Linked DNA regions of Mus musculus: region 1 is linked to region 2. The links are chromatin loops, found by intact Hi-C in ENCODE. Cell type or tissue: gastrocnemius. All regions are shown on one strand. Each heading gives the region's core, and the rest is flanking DNA. Links, peaks and the distances in the headings are about the cores only.

Evidence for each region. A loop is a pair of places that touch in the nucleus more often than their neighbours do. Peaks named below come from ENCODE experiments on the same cell type or tissue, not always from the same donor. Only the 100,000 strongest peaks of a DNase experiment are listed, where the experiment ranks them.
Region 1: it touches region 2 in a loop (5-fold over the local background); 28 of 42 quality-filtered maps call a loop at or near these places.

What each region holds. Positions count from the first base shown.
Region 1 is chr8:23,589,039-23,595,932 of GRCm38, reverse strand. No RefSeq gene overlaps it. Among named protein-coding and RNA genes, the nearest start is that of Gm30471, 56 kb to the left of the region's middle. In gastrocnemius, for the core only: no CTCF peak of the experiment used is centred there; no DNase peak of the experiment used is centred there.
Region 2 is chr8:24,521,491-24,528,384 of GRCm38, reverse strand. No RefSeq gene overlaps it. Among named protein-coding and RNA genes, the nearest start is that of 9130214F15Rik, 22 kb to the right of the region's middle. In gastrocnemius, for the core only: a CTCF peak has its summit at 3,071 (motif pointing right); DNase peaks (open chromatin) are centred at 2,758 and 3,179; H3K4me3 peaks cover 372 bases; H3K27ac peaks cover 1,195 bases.

The DNA.
Region 1 (6,894 bases), core at 2,187-4,686, 930 kb after region 2:
CAATCAGCTCCTTTGAGTCATTCAAATAATCCTATGGACAGAGTCTGCCTAAGAGGTTTGAGACCGGCCAAACACGATGGTCATACAAGACAGCAGAACCCTCCATCCTGGTGGGAAGGGTCTGCTAGTGACAAGGGGGGAATGTTTTAGCCAGAGCCCAGATGGAATGGGTGGCTTATCCACTTCGGAGATAGTACCAGTTCTCCCACACTACAAGGAGCCAGAGTAACAGTTCTAACCTGCCTCAGTAAAGCTGAATTGAAGGAGCTATGACCTTCTTCCTCGTCTCTCCAAGTGCCATGAATTTCCTTTCCCACTACTTAGGCCACCAGAATGAGCGTTCTCTCAACACTTGTCTGTCTCCCTAGTTGGAGTTCCCAGAAGGCTGGAATTGTTCCTTTGTATCTGCGGCCAGGATGGAGCTTGAGGCCAGACAGGGTAGAATACTTGTGGAGGAAGACAGAGAGAAGAGGGAGGTGGGACTTGAGTTAGTAGCCCTTGATGGGTGTTGGTAGGTCCTTAGGTGACAAGCTTTGTAAGTGCCTGTACCTCAGGCCCACATGCAAACAGTCCACTCCATACTATTCAAGGTCACCACTTACAGGTCCCCTCGGCAATCAGCAAGGACTAACACAAGTTATCTTCTCTGCCCTGATCTGTGCTGGCATTAGGTTAGGATGTGGCTCTGGGCTTTTGAATTTCCAACATCACTTCTGTAAAAATTCCAACCTGTACAACCGAAGTTAAAATAGGATATGCCACATACTTCATTTAATCCGCTCTTGTGTGAGGGTCAAGTTTTTCCTTCCTGGTTTTCTTCATGTAAAAACAAAAGGTGCCATTGGTAGGATGCATACCTGACACAAAGAAACAAATGCATGCCCAGGACTGTGTTCATCTCCCCGGGATTTTTGTGCAGAGGATAACAAAATTTATGCAACATTCACATCCTTCTTTGCCTGTTAGCAATATGGTCTGAATCTGACTCACTGTAATTAAGAGCAATCTCTCTCCTTTCTATCCCTGTGGAGACAGGTCCTCTCCATCCTGGTCCAGTCAATCGGTCTCCTCTTGTTGTATGACTTTCCCTGGGGATTATGAACAAATCTCTATTCACCCTAGGTAGGACACCAAAGACAAACCAAAGAGAATGTCACCCAAGTCTAGCTTCCTGAACCAGTGAGTTTACTGGAGTTATTTACTGGAGTGTGGGTGAAAGGCTACTTACAGGATCATGATTATAAAAGCAGTTTCATCACCAGCATGACCCAGCATGAATGATAATCTGTGAAAGCTCTCTATACCACTTGCAGGAAGCTTGACTGTTCATAAAATATCTTCTTTCCAGCAATTGTTACTGCCTGTATATTTGTAGAGTGTGTGTATGTGTGTGCGTGTGTGGGTGTGTAGGTGTGTGGGTGGGTGTGGGTGTGGGTGTACATGTGAACAGACACATTTTGGGTGGTCTTATTAGTCTAGTAAATTTCAGGAACTTCTTGAAACTTGAGAGTTGTTTTACTTCTCAAGTTTAAGGAGCCTCCCTCCAGGATGGGATATTTCACTTTGAGGAGTGTTACATCTTAACAGCTATGGGTGCACATTTTGTTTGTAATATTTTGCCATGACAGATACCAGCTGTGCATAACATCCAGTATCTATTATTTTGAATCCTCAGGAGTAAATATATACTGTTAGAAAACTACCAGAAGCAGATTGCTGGTCCAAAGATGATACATCTACTATTCCATGTGCTGTGTCCAGGGATCCCATCAGAGGCTCTTCAGACTCTGTCACTTGCCGGCACTGCACACAAGAGCCCTACTTTCCCACAGCCTTCCCACAGTGTGCCGGAAGCTTCTGAGGTTTCAGTCAATGGAAATGCCGTGAGAGTGCCATATTGCTTTGGATTCTTCTTTCCATGCGCTGTGCGCTCTTTATCAGGCTATTTACAAGTCATAGGGATGCTGTTTCTGTCCTCTGCCCATTACTTTGTTCTTCTTTTTCCATCAAGTCTCTGACTGTTTATCTCCCTCCTGATTGGGGTAATTAGACCAGCATCTGCAAACGTACTGTAGACGTTTCCTCTCGATTTATCATTAAGGGTTTTGCCGTCAAAATGTTTCCAGACATGTATATGCTTTCCCATTTGCCATCCTCTTGTTTTGCATCTGAGATGCCTCTTATTGTCCATAGAGCATTATGTACCAGTGAAGACGCTCGCCACCCTTCCACGGTTCCCAACCTTCATGGAAAAGCCTGCAGTGTTTTACCGCAGAGCTCTGTATTAGGTCCAAGCATATTTGTGTATAAACTGTATAAATATGTTCTCAATGTTAAACATGTGCCCAGTGATTTACAGCTTATGTTTTCATAAGGAGGCGATACCAGGTTCTGTTGAAGACTGTTATGGCTTTGTATCCTAAATGTTCTCCATAGGCTAGAGGTTTGCTTGCTACTATACAGCGCTATTGGGGATAGTAGAGCATTTGAGAGGTGTGCTGGCTAGTTTTGTGTCAACTTGACACAGCTGGAGTTATCACAGAAAAAGGAGCTTCAGTTGAGGAAATGCCTCCATGAGATCCAGCTGTAAGGCATTTTCTCAATTAGTGACCAAGGGGGAAAGGCCCCTTGTGGGTGGGACCATCTCTGGGCTGGTAGTCCTGGGTTCTATAAGAGAGCAGGCTGAGCAAGCCAGGGGAGGCAAGCTAGTAAAGAACATCCCTCCATGGCCTCTGCATCAGCTCTTGCTTCCTGACCTGCTTGAGTTCCAGTCCTGACTTCCTTTGGTGATGAATAGCAGCATGGAAGTGTAAGCCGAATAAACCCTGTCCTCCCCAACTTGCTTCTTGGTCATGATGTTTGTGCAGGAATAGAAACCCTGACTAAGACAAGAGGTGAGGCCTAAAAGAGGAAGTGAAGTCATTGTAGGTAAATCCCTGAAAGGTATATTAGAACTGGTTACTCCCCCCTCCCCTCTCCCCTCTCCCCTCTCCCCTCTCCCTCCTCTCCTCTCCTCTCTCCTCTCCTCTCCTCTTCTCCTCTTCTCGTGTGTCTCTGTCTCCCCTTCCTCTCCTCTCCTCTCCTCTCCTCTCTTCTCCTCTCGTGTGTCTCTGTCTCCCCTTCCTCTCCTCTCCTCTCCTCTCCTCTCCTCTCCTCTCCTCTCCTCTCCTCTCCTCTCCTCTCCTCTCCTCTCCTCTCGTGTATCTCTGTCTCCCCTTCCTCTCTCTTCTTCCTTCTCTCCTAACCTCTCTCTCTCTGTGTCTCTCTGTCTGTGTGTCTATCTCTCTCCCTTCCTCCCTCCTCACCTCTCTCTGTGTCTCTCTCTGTCTCTGTCTGTGTGTCTCTGTCACTGTGTTTGTCTGTCTCTGTTTCTATTTCTGCCTGTCTATCTCTGTCCTGTCTCTGTCTCTATCTCTGTCTCTCTCTGTCTCTCTCTGTTTCTCTCTGTCTCTCTGTCTCTCTGTCTCTCTCTCTCTCATGCACACACACACACACACACACACACACACACACACCATGAAATGAGTAGTTCTGTTCCACCGTTCACCACTCACCACGTTTCTCTGCCTGCCACCTGAACACCGACTCACACCATGAATAAGCCCAAAGCAACTTACCTTCTTTAGAAGTTATGCCCGGATATTCTGTCCCAGGCTTGAAAACTGGCTCACACCTGTTTCATCTCACCTTTGAGAAAGTATGCTTTCTTGGGGAATTTCCATTTCATGTAAGTTTTGGATCCCATTTGAACAGTGATAGATTGGTCCTTTTGCTGGCTTTAACTTCCCTACTTCATGATCCCCTGACTCCAGGTCTGTGTTTGTATGAACACTTACTGGGGTTGGCCAGTGCTTTGTGTACCTTGCTGCTTTATGCAAAAGCAGTCTGAATTTCCTGTTTTTATGGGTTTTCTTACAATGTGTCACACTAAGCTGTGTTTATCATACTAGTCTTCCCTTTTAGCTTTTGGTTTTCTTTACTATTCCCTAGTTTCTTTTACCTGAACACATATAACACATATTCACAGGTATGCCCATTTTATTCATGTTGATATGAGTATCTCAGGCAGGAGACATGCCTCTGGTCACCATTTTATAACCTATAAATTCTGCTATGTGTTTTTATGGTGACTTTAACTAAAAGTTTCACAATGATGCTCTAGCGTGTGCAGTGCTCTGTCTGGTCCATTTACTCAGCAGCAGCCTCACAACCTAATCCCTGTCCCTAAGTTTTCATAGAAATGAGATCGTATGCCACATGTGGCCTTTTACATCTTGCTCTTCTCCTATGAGCCAGTGATGTAAAACTTCATCCACCCTGCAGCATGAACTGGTGCTTTGCTCCTCATGAACGACGTTGGAATAGAATACTCCACTGTGTGGTTACTCCACTGTGTGGTTACTCCACTGTGTGGTTACTCCACTGTGTGGTTACATGGTCTACTGTATTTATTGGCTCACCAGTGGATGAACAACTGCGTTGTTTTCAGTTTGGGGGTAATCGCGTTGCTATGAACATCTGTGCACACATTCTAGGGTGGATGCATGTCTTCAACTTTCTTTGGTTTATCCTTGGTGGCTATGTCATTTTATCTCCCTACCATCAATGCACAAGCATACCAAACTCCCTGTGCTGTGTCTGTCATGTGTCATGTCTGTCTGTATATAGCTGCCCTAGGGAATATGTGACGGTACGTCACTGTGGCTTTGATTTGAATTTCCCTAGTGAATAAATAATGACGTAGACTGTCTTTTGTACACTCGTTGCATATCTACGCTGGAGGAATGTCTACTCTGATCTTTATTTTTTAAAATGGGTTATTTGACAGCTTTGCACATGAACTGTTTATTTTTAGCCTCCTTTAGCTTCTCTCACCCCACGTGCTTTCTTTTCTCCCTCTGGTTTCATGGGTGTGTGTGTGTGTGTGTGTGTGTGTGTGTGTGTGTCTCATTTTAACTAGGGTTTCTTGCATGAGCATGAATAAGAGGTTATTTACTAGGGCATAGGTTACTTTTCAGTGGCTACACCAGGGAAGAAAATTAGACTCCCTCCCCCAACAACAATTAAGTGACACAGCCCCTCAGAGCCTTGTGACATCCCCCCCTCACCCACATCCTTGATAAAATGCTAAAGAATCCTATTGAGGTTTGGTCTCTGCTATGTATTGTAATGCTAAATACTGGCCCCCAAGATCTGGTTGCCTCAGGTACAAGGAGATCTTCACACACACAAAATGATGCTATATAGCCTTGATCTTTAATGTAAAACTATTGGTTGAATAAAAATGCCTACAACCTATAGTTGGGCAGAAGAGAAGTGTTGGGTGGGGCTTCAGTTCCCAGGCCTTGGGGTCTGAGAAGATGACCAGGAAGGGAGAAGAGGAGTGAAAATAGAGGAAGATGCCATGGGTATGGGTAAGAGATCTTGAGAACTGGCCACAAGGGCTGGCTAGTTGGAGTAAGAGTGGCCCAGGCAGAACATGACTAGTCCCATCTTGGCAGTATTGGCAGGGAAGTAGACATATAGCATAGAGGGCAGTTGTCTGTCCAGCTCTAGTGCTGTCTAAGGCACTAAATACAAAAGTTTTGTGTCTTTTATCTGGGAACTGAATGATCTAAGGCAGGGTAGAAACTCCTGACTGAGCTTAAATATTTACTACAACAGGATCCAGTCTTCTGCAGGACATACTGCAGTGACTTCGTGTCTGCAAATGCCCATGTCCTACCCAGAAAATGTCTATGGTGCTTTGAAAGAAAATGTGCCCCCCCCACCCCCATAGGCCCATAGGGAGTGGCAGTACTAGGAGGCATGACTTTGTTGCAGTAGGTGTGGTCTTGTTGGAGGAAGTGTGTCACTGTGGGAGCAGGCTTTGAGGTCTCCTATGCTCAAGCTATGCCCAGTGTGGCACACAGTCTCCTGCTGCCTGCAGATCAAGATGTAGAAATCTCAGCTCCCTCTCCAGCACCATGTCTGCCCCCATGCTGCCATGCTTCTCACCATGATGATAATGGACTAAACCTCTGAAACTGTAAGGCAGCCCCATTTAAATGATTAAATGTTTCCCATTGTAAGAGCTGTCATGTTCATGGTATCTCTTCATAAAGCAATAGAAATCTTAACATTAGCGTTAAACTTCTGGTGATTCTATTCTTTCTACTACCTCACCTGCAATATTCCCTAATCCTTGGAGCATTGATACTGATGTCCCATTTAGGACCCAGAACTCTACCACTGTTTTTTCTTGGCACTTTGACCAATTAGGAGCATGCATCGACAGCCTCCTTCAGCTATAGAGAGCTTCTGTGGCGAAGGCTGAGAACAGTATTAATACAGAAGTATAGGCAGTGCTGTTTAGAAGGCACTGTGATAACTTGTCCATTTAGCAAACACCACCTTAGGTTTCCCTATAGGGCCTATGACTTCCCTGCCAGGGTCCATACTTACAGTGTCAGGCATGGAGTCCCTCTTGTCCAAGCACACAGTAGTTGGTTAAACTCATCCTAACTATGCCACTATTATAGCGTTAATAAAGAGCAAAGCTAAGATACACTAATAAGATGGCTTGGGTGAGCAGTGTTCCCATAATGGGCTTGGGAATTTGAGGACTTGCTCCAGTTGGTGGTACTTGGAGATGTGGGAAGTTGCAACCTTTCTGGAGTACGTACCTCACGAGGAGTGGGCTCCAGGATTCAGAGTCTTGCTGCACCCCCAGGCTGCTCTCTGCTTCACATTTGCCCTCAGGTATTTGGCCCCTCAGCTTCCTGCTCCTGCTGCCGTTCTAGTCCCATCGTGGACTCTGGAGCCATAAGCCCAGATCGACTTTTCTATAAGTAGCCTTGGTCGTGATGTTTCATCACAGCAAACAGAAGCACAACTAATGCAACTAACTTGCTT
Region 2 (6,894 bases), core at 1,902-4,401:
AAATGCTTAAATCTCATCCAAAGAGAACCCAGAAGCGCAGACGCAGGACTAAGCTAAGCTGGATATTTATTTACCTTTAAGAGGATGGAAAGGAGCAAGTTAAGGCACCGGCTATGCATTCCTCACACCGCTGGGCGGAGAGTCCTCCCTTCAAACTGATGGGGAAGAGAGAGTCCTCCCTTCAAACTGATGGGGAAGAGAGAGTCCTCCCTTCAAACTGATGGGGAAGAGTCAAGACGCGGTGTTCACCGAGATCTCAGCAAGGAAGGTTGGGGGCTGGGTGGAAATTCTTGATGGAAAGTTGGGGACATCACTCAGGCAAACCTGGTGCAGCTTACAACCAGAGGCTTCCGTGCCAGCTGAGCCACGTGAAATTGTTAAACTTAGTTATGTCATTTTTAGTTTGTGCGTACGTCTGTGTGTCCGTTTGTCTGTGTGTGTGCTGGTGATCAGAGGCCACAAGAGGGCATCAAACTTGTGTGCTGGGAACCAAACTTGGGTCTTCTGCAAAAGCAGCAAGTGCTCTTAATTGCTGAGATCTCTCTCCACCCTCTTCCCCCTCAGCCTTTGTTTGGTAGTTGTTTTTAAGTCATTAAAACCCTTGCAGACACCAGGGCATCAAGCATTTTTGGCAAATGCTAGGCTGCACCCCAGTCCTGAGCATACAGTCTCTTAACAAAGCTATAAACTTTGTTTTCGGAGGATGCTGATGTCAGTTCTTGTCTGTGGAGACAGGGCTAGCCTTCCAAAGGTCAAAGCTGTTTGCACAAGACCCTCTTAGCACAAGTTGCCTCTGCCACCAATGTAGGAAACAGGAAGACACTGGTTCCTTTAAAGTTTCTGTCCACGTACAGCTAGAATTAGTTTTGGTTATTTGTAAGAAGAGCAGTAAAGATTCAATACGATTTTAATGGCCAAACAACAAAACCATTAAAGCAGTCAACCTATGGGCCACGAAGGTGCTCAGCGGCGCTGGTCTGCCTTGACCCCTGGGCTGGCCTCTGAGAGGGACACAACGTTCTCAGCTTTCCCGGTGTGAAGTGAAGGCAGAGAGTCCAAATCGAGGCCCAAAGGAGTCTTCTCCGGTTCATTTGACAATCGTCATTCATTTTTTCCAAATAAGTATTAAATTAAAGATCCTCCAGAAAGAAAAGGGGGTGGGAGGGAGGGAGGGAGAAAGAAAAGAGCAAGGAAGCATGGGAGGAAGGAGAAGGAAGAAAGAAGAAGGAAAAACAAAAAGGGGGTAGGATTTCAACATTATAGTCCAGATCTGACTCAATTTTTAGATCTGAGATACAACGCTCAGTACCTGCTAGTCAATTATTGCTCCCAGACAACGAGCCCCGTGCCGAGCCTTGTGCGGAGGAGGAGGAGGAGGAGGTCGGTCCTGACTCTACCCCTGCACAGATGTTGTATTTACTTTGCTAATGGAGGAGACGCTTGTCTCTTGCTCTGCTCATTTAACAGTAAAGATAATAAAGAAGTCGGGCTTTACGGCTTTCTGAGAGCAATTGCTGCTTAGTGCCTGCAGCTTAGCATCTGCTTCTTAGGAACATTAAAAACTGCTTTCTTGAGTGTAAGCATCATCAAAAAAAAAATAAATGAATTTTTTTTGCAAAGTCATTTGCTTTATAAACTCACAAATCTTTGGGGCCGTGGGCTTTCGTGGCAGCTGCAGAGCCAGCACGCCAACCCTATTCCACGTTACCTTTAGTCGCTCACATGGCTTTATCCCTCTTACAGACAGGTACCTGCGGGTAATATGTGCTCTGTGAGGTAGCTTGTTTAGAGCCCGTGTCACCTCTCTTCCCCCTGGGCTGGAATCCTCTCTCTGGGCTACCCTGCTTTGTAACTGTGAAGTGTGTGTAGACTTTACATGCCAACATCCCTGTACACTCTGACCCCAAGCCTAACCAACATTAGAGATGGGGACAGCTTTTGATTGTGTCAGGAATCTTGCACCAAAGACTTTCCCTTAGAGCCAACGAGGCACACAGCCTTTTCTAGCAAAATGACTCCAAAATTACTTATTAATTATATACATACTTGTTACTTTATCATCCATTGATATGATTTCTCTCATACAAATACTTTTTTTTAAGTCTCATCTGTCAACTAACACAGACAGTAGTCATTAATAGTGTGACTAATCAAACATACAAATAAAATACATCCACACGTGCCTGCTGGCATTTCAGTTACTTAAACACAGAGGGAAAAAAAGAAAGATGTAAATCACCACAGTCACAATGTGAACGATGAACTTCACTGTGTCTCAGCACAGCACAGAGGGAAAGGCCAGGATCGTCATGCACTGCAGTGGCAGGCTGTTGTCATCTCCCTCTGGGGACAATTCATGGGGCACTGCTGGGTACCACAAGTCACTGCTGTCAACACCAATGCTTGGCTGCAAAGGGTGACAAGGATCCATGCATGTGGATAATATATATAATATTCACTAGTCACTTTTAACCCACAGTTTGAGCCTGTAGACTCTTTCTTTAACCCTTTGCTGGGAAAAAACTTAGGGCATTAGCCTACCGACAAAAGAAAGACCCAACAAGCTGGCTCGGACACCCTGATTGTCTGGGGAGCCCAGGTTACCCCACAGCCAGCAGTGTCTAGATTGTGCTCTGGAGTGTGGGAGATTGGAATTCTTAGCTAGACTGGTGTCAAGCTCCTGGGGTTTAGAGTCCACTTCCTGGGTTCTTTTCTGACTGTGCAGTTGGTACTGATCCAGCGAGCGTGGGGGCAGGGTCAATGGGGCAGCCCCTGCATGCAACAGAATAGAGATGAGTGCAGAGGACACTGAGGCAGGGGCGGACCGCATCTGTGTCTCCTGCTCATCTCTGAGTCCTAGGAAGACTGACTGAGCTCAACTCCCAGTATATGATCTGAGAATTTTGATTTAAATGTGGACTTGGGTCATGGTGGATGTCATATGACTTACTGGAATAATTTTCTATGCTGCTGCTTTGTAACTGTGCAGAATTTATATGCCAACATCCCTTTGCACTCTGACCCCAACTCTAACCCTAATGGCTTTTGATTGCTTAGTTTTTGCTTGCAGATCTGGCTATTGACCACAAGAGGGCAGTAGCAACCTACAAATCTTTACGGCACGCTCAAAGGCGCGGATTCTGTGTTTGCTTGTCTCAGGCGGAAATATGCATATTTTTGGAAGTCTTTCTTTTCTCCACAGGGGCCCTGGGAAGACCTTGAGAAGTTATTTCACCCCAGGTGATGCCTTCAGCCAGAACCACATTAAATCAGCACAGATGGCTCTCTCTGGGCTCAAGAGCAAACGGCAGTTTATTTGTAAAAGCTGAAGTTAATAATGATAATGATGTACAATAGATATGATAAAGGAAAACCCTGATAGATTTATTTTAACAGGAGAGACGCTCTCCTTGTCTCCACGATCAGTGTTATCTGTCCAGGAAGCTTAAATGGAGACAAATTAGGAATTCAGCAACAGGAGCAAGCTTTGGGGAGATCACACGGAAGGTCAGGTACACGGGAGAAGCCACATGGCTGCCAGGCTTAGAGAGCAATTAGTTGGGGTTCTGTCTTAAAAAATACAGGAGAAAAAAAGGCAGATAGCACCATGGAAATGAAGTATCTTTCTCTTGCTTTCCCTTATCCCAGCCGTGTTTCCCTTGGTGGGACATGTGCCCTCCTACTATGGAAAACTCAGTGTGTGCCAAGCCTTTCCCCCTAAGAGTGTCCTGAACCCCACTGCAGCTCAGGATGGGTCCAAAGCATTGATTGATCAAGGCAATAATCAATTGATCAGGGCAACAATCAATTGGTCTCCCTGATTGTTCATTACCACAAAGCCCAACCTTCTCATAAAATACCAAGTACACATAAAAGAATATAAACTGCACGTGCACATGTGTGTGTGTGTGTGTGTGTGTGTGTGTGTGTGTGTGTGTGTGTGTGAGGAAACCAGTAAAATAGCTTGTCCAGACTACACACTGTTGCCGCCGTACTGCCACAGGGCCAAAGTCGACTTCAGATTCGTGTCTGCAGGTGGACCGTGTAAAGCCCACTGGACACATTCACACCAGCCTCCCTGTCTGTGACACCCACCACGCTCTGAGTCCCGGTTCCTCCGCTGAACATAGTTGGAGCCCTGGGAGTGTGGGGAGCAGGGGAGCAGCTTCAGGCCGTCAGGATGGAGACACAGCAGGATACGCTGTCTGTCACAAACCCCTATCAGCTTATGTGTGCAGAGTGTAGTGTAACTGGTTGCTGTGTTGTTATGGTTGCTAGGGATTGTTACTCACTGTTAAGGGCCTGGAAGGAAAGCTTCCTTCTTAATCATAAGGCATTATAGAGTGGAGAAGGCCCTGTGTTTCCACACTCCCAAGGCTGTCAGCAAGAAAGGCTGCAGTCTGGGATCCTACGGTCTGGGAAGGCAGAGCTGATTGCCTTCTCTCTCTCTCTCTCTCTCTCTCTCTCTCTCTCTCTCTCAGTCTCTCTCTCAGTGTTTTTCTGACACTAATTTCTGCCCTGGCCACCCCGGAAGGCTGTTCCACCCTATGTCATGTTCCAGATTATATCAATTATGTATGTGAGTGTATGTGGGGGCGCATGCATGCCAGTGAGTGTGCTCTCCCGTAGGTGCTTGTGGAGGCCAGAGGCCAGTCTCAGACATCACTCCTGAGGATCGTCCACCTTTCTTTCTCTCTCTCTCTTTCTCTCTCTCTCTCTCTCTCTCTCTCTCTCTCTCTCTCTCTTTCTTTCTTTCTTTCTTTCTTTCTTTCAGCAGGGTCTCATCTGGAGCTCAGCAATTAGGCCAGGCAGGCCAGCCAGTGATTTCTGCTGTTCCTGCCTTTCTGGTACCAGCTTTACAAGTGTATCCCATCATACCTGTTTATTTACATTTATTTTGTGGTATAGGTGTATGTGTGCGTGCGTGCGTGTGTGCGTGCGTGCGTGCGTGCGTGCGTGTGTGTGTGCGTGTGCATGCATACCTGTGCATGTGCCTGTGCGTGTGTGTGTGTGTGTGTGTGTGTGTATGTTCATGTGAGTGTGAAGGCTAGGTTTTCCTTGAGTGTCTTCTTCAATTACTTTCCACTTTCATTTTTGAGACAGGGTCTCTCATGGAACATAGTTCTGCTAGGCTGGCTGGCCATGTACTCTGGGGATACACCTCTACCCTCCAGCCTCCCCTGCCCCCGTCACCTTATAACCAGGTGCCCCATTCCCAGGTGCAGCATTGCACCAGCTGCACCAGGACGCCTGGCCTATCACGTGGTGCTGGGATCTGAACTTGGCTTCTCTCTTGGTGAGACGGGTGCTCTCCCGACAGAGCCATCTCTCTCTATCCCAACCCTTCTACTTTTAGAATCTAACCCAAATCATCTGCTTGGGTATAAGAACTGCAGACTCTGGGGTACAGCTCAGCCATGGGGACCCCACTTCCATTCTCAGCACTGGCAAAATGTAGAGCATACCAAAGCAACCCTTCTGATACCACGGAGCCTGAGGACCAGCACAAGGCTTCCAGAGGTGGAGTCTCGATGCCACTGGCACAGGAGCGACTTCTTTGCGTGAAGACAGAGAGAGTCTTGGTGCCCATCATGACTGGCTAAACTGGGCAGTACAAGCCTAGCATCCACCTCTAAGGTCCTGGTCCTGGGGCTTCTGAGCTCCCAGGCTGGTGGCCTCTCCTCTTTTGGAACAGCATCTGTTTTTGTGGAATGAAAACAGTCCCAGAATAGCAGCCTGCTTCTCTCTCCTGTTCAAAACGACCCAGGGATGTCATTAGCTACTCATGGCGGTTGATGAGTTTGGGGGTGTCTGCTCCTCCTCACGGATCAAGGCTATGGAAGTACTCAATATCTGTTTACTCTCCAGGCAGTGGGGGAAAATTACGGGAAGGGCGATCATTTCTGTTTTGAAGAGACTTCCAAGAAGACCTCTTTGTATGTTGTTTGCTTCGCCGTCGTCTCTTACTCTTGTAGACTCCATGGTCACCAGGGAGACTTCTAAGTGTAATTATTAAAGAGAACAGACATACACTAGGCAAAATGTTAGGGGTTTTAAAAAAGTGTGCCTGTGTTTTTGTGTGTGTGAACGTTGGATGACAAAACCTATTTATTCTTTTTCTTCTAAGTTTTTAAACATTTAAATTATATACGTGTGTATCTCTGGGGATGGGGTATGCACACACGAGTGCAGGTGTCTGCTGCTGCCAGAGATGTCGTCTGGGTCTGGAGCCACAGGCAGCTGCCACAGGGAAATCCCTGAGCCATCCGTCTCTCCAGTCCTCCATTTTCAATTCATCTTCCTGTCCTCTTTCTCCCCTTCCTTCCCCTCCTTTTGTTTTATAAAACAGGGTCTCCCTCAATATGTAGCCTGGGCTAGCCTCAAACTCAAAATCCTCCTGCCTTAGCTTCTCAAGAGCTTGAATTGCAAGTACCTGTTGCTATGCCCTGCTCTACATAGTTCTTAGGTAGTTCAGTTTTCTCAGTGCCCTTCATATTTTTCAGCCCGTCTACTCAGATAGGAGTCTAAAGCACACAGTGTTGTGTAAGAGGCCGGCAGCGGATGAAGCCATTAACACCACCTTCTGGATTTGCATTTTGATAAGATTGAAAACTAAGTGTGGTTGTTATGCTCCACTAATGGAATTTCAAGACAGCATGGGGGGGGGGGGTGTGGAGTCCCAGTGCTCGCCAGTGCACACTAAGGGTTGTGAGCCTGCAGCTGTGCCAATGCGGAAACCTGTCCTACCAGAACAGCTGCGGTCAAAATGAGCAGAGTCCCACCAATTCTGCCCGCGTCAATGAATTTCTTAATGGCTTGCTCTACTTAGAGTCTCATCACACTGCCAACATGCAGATGCAGACACAGAGAACTTTGTTTCAGCTCCTAGTTGGA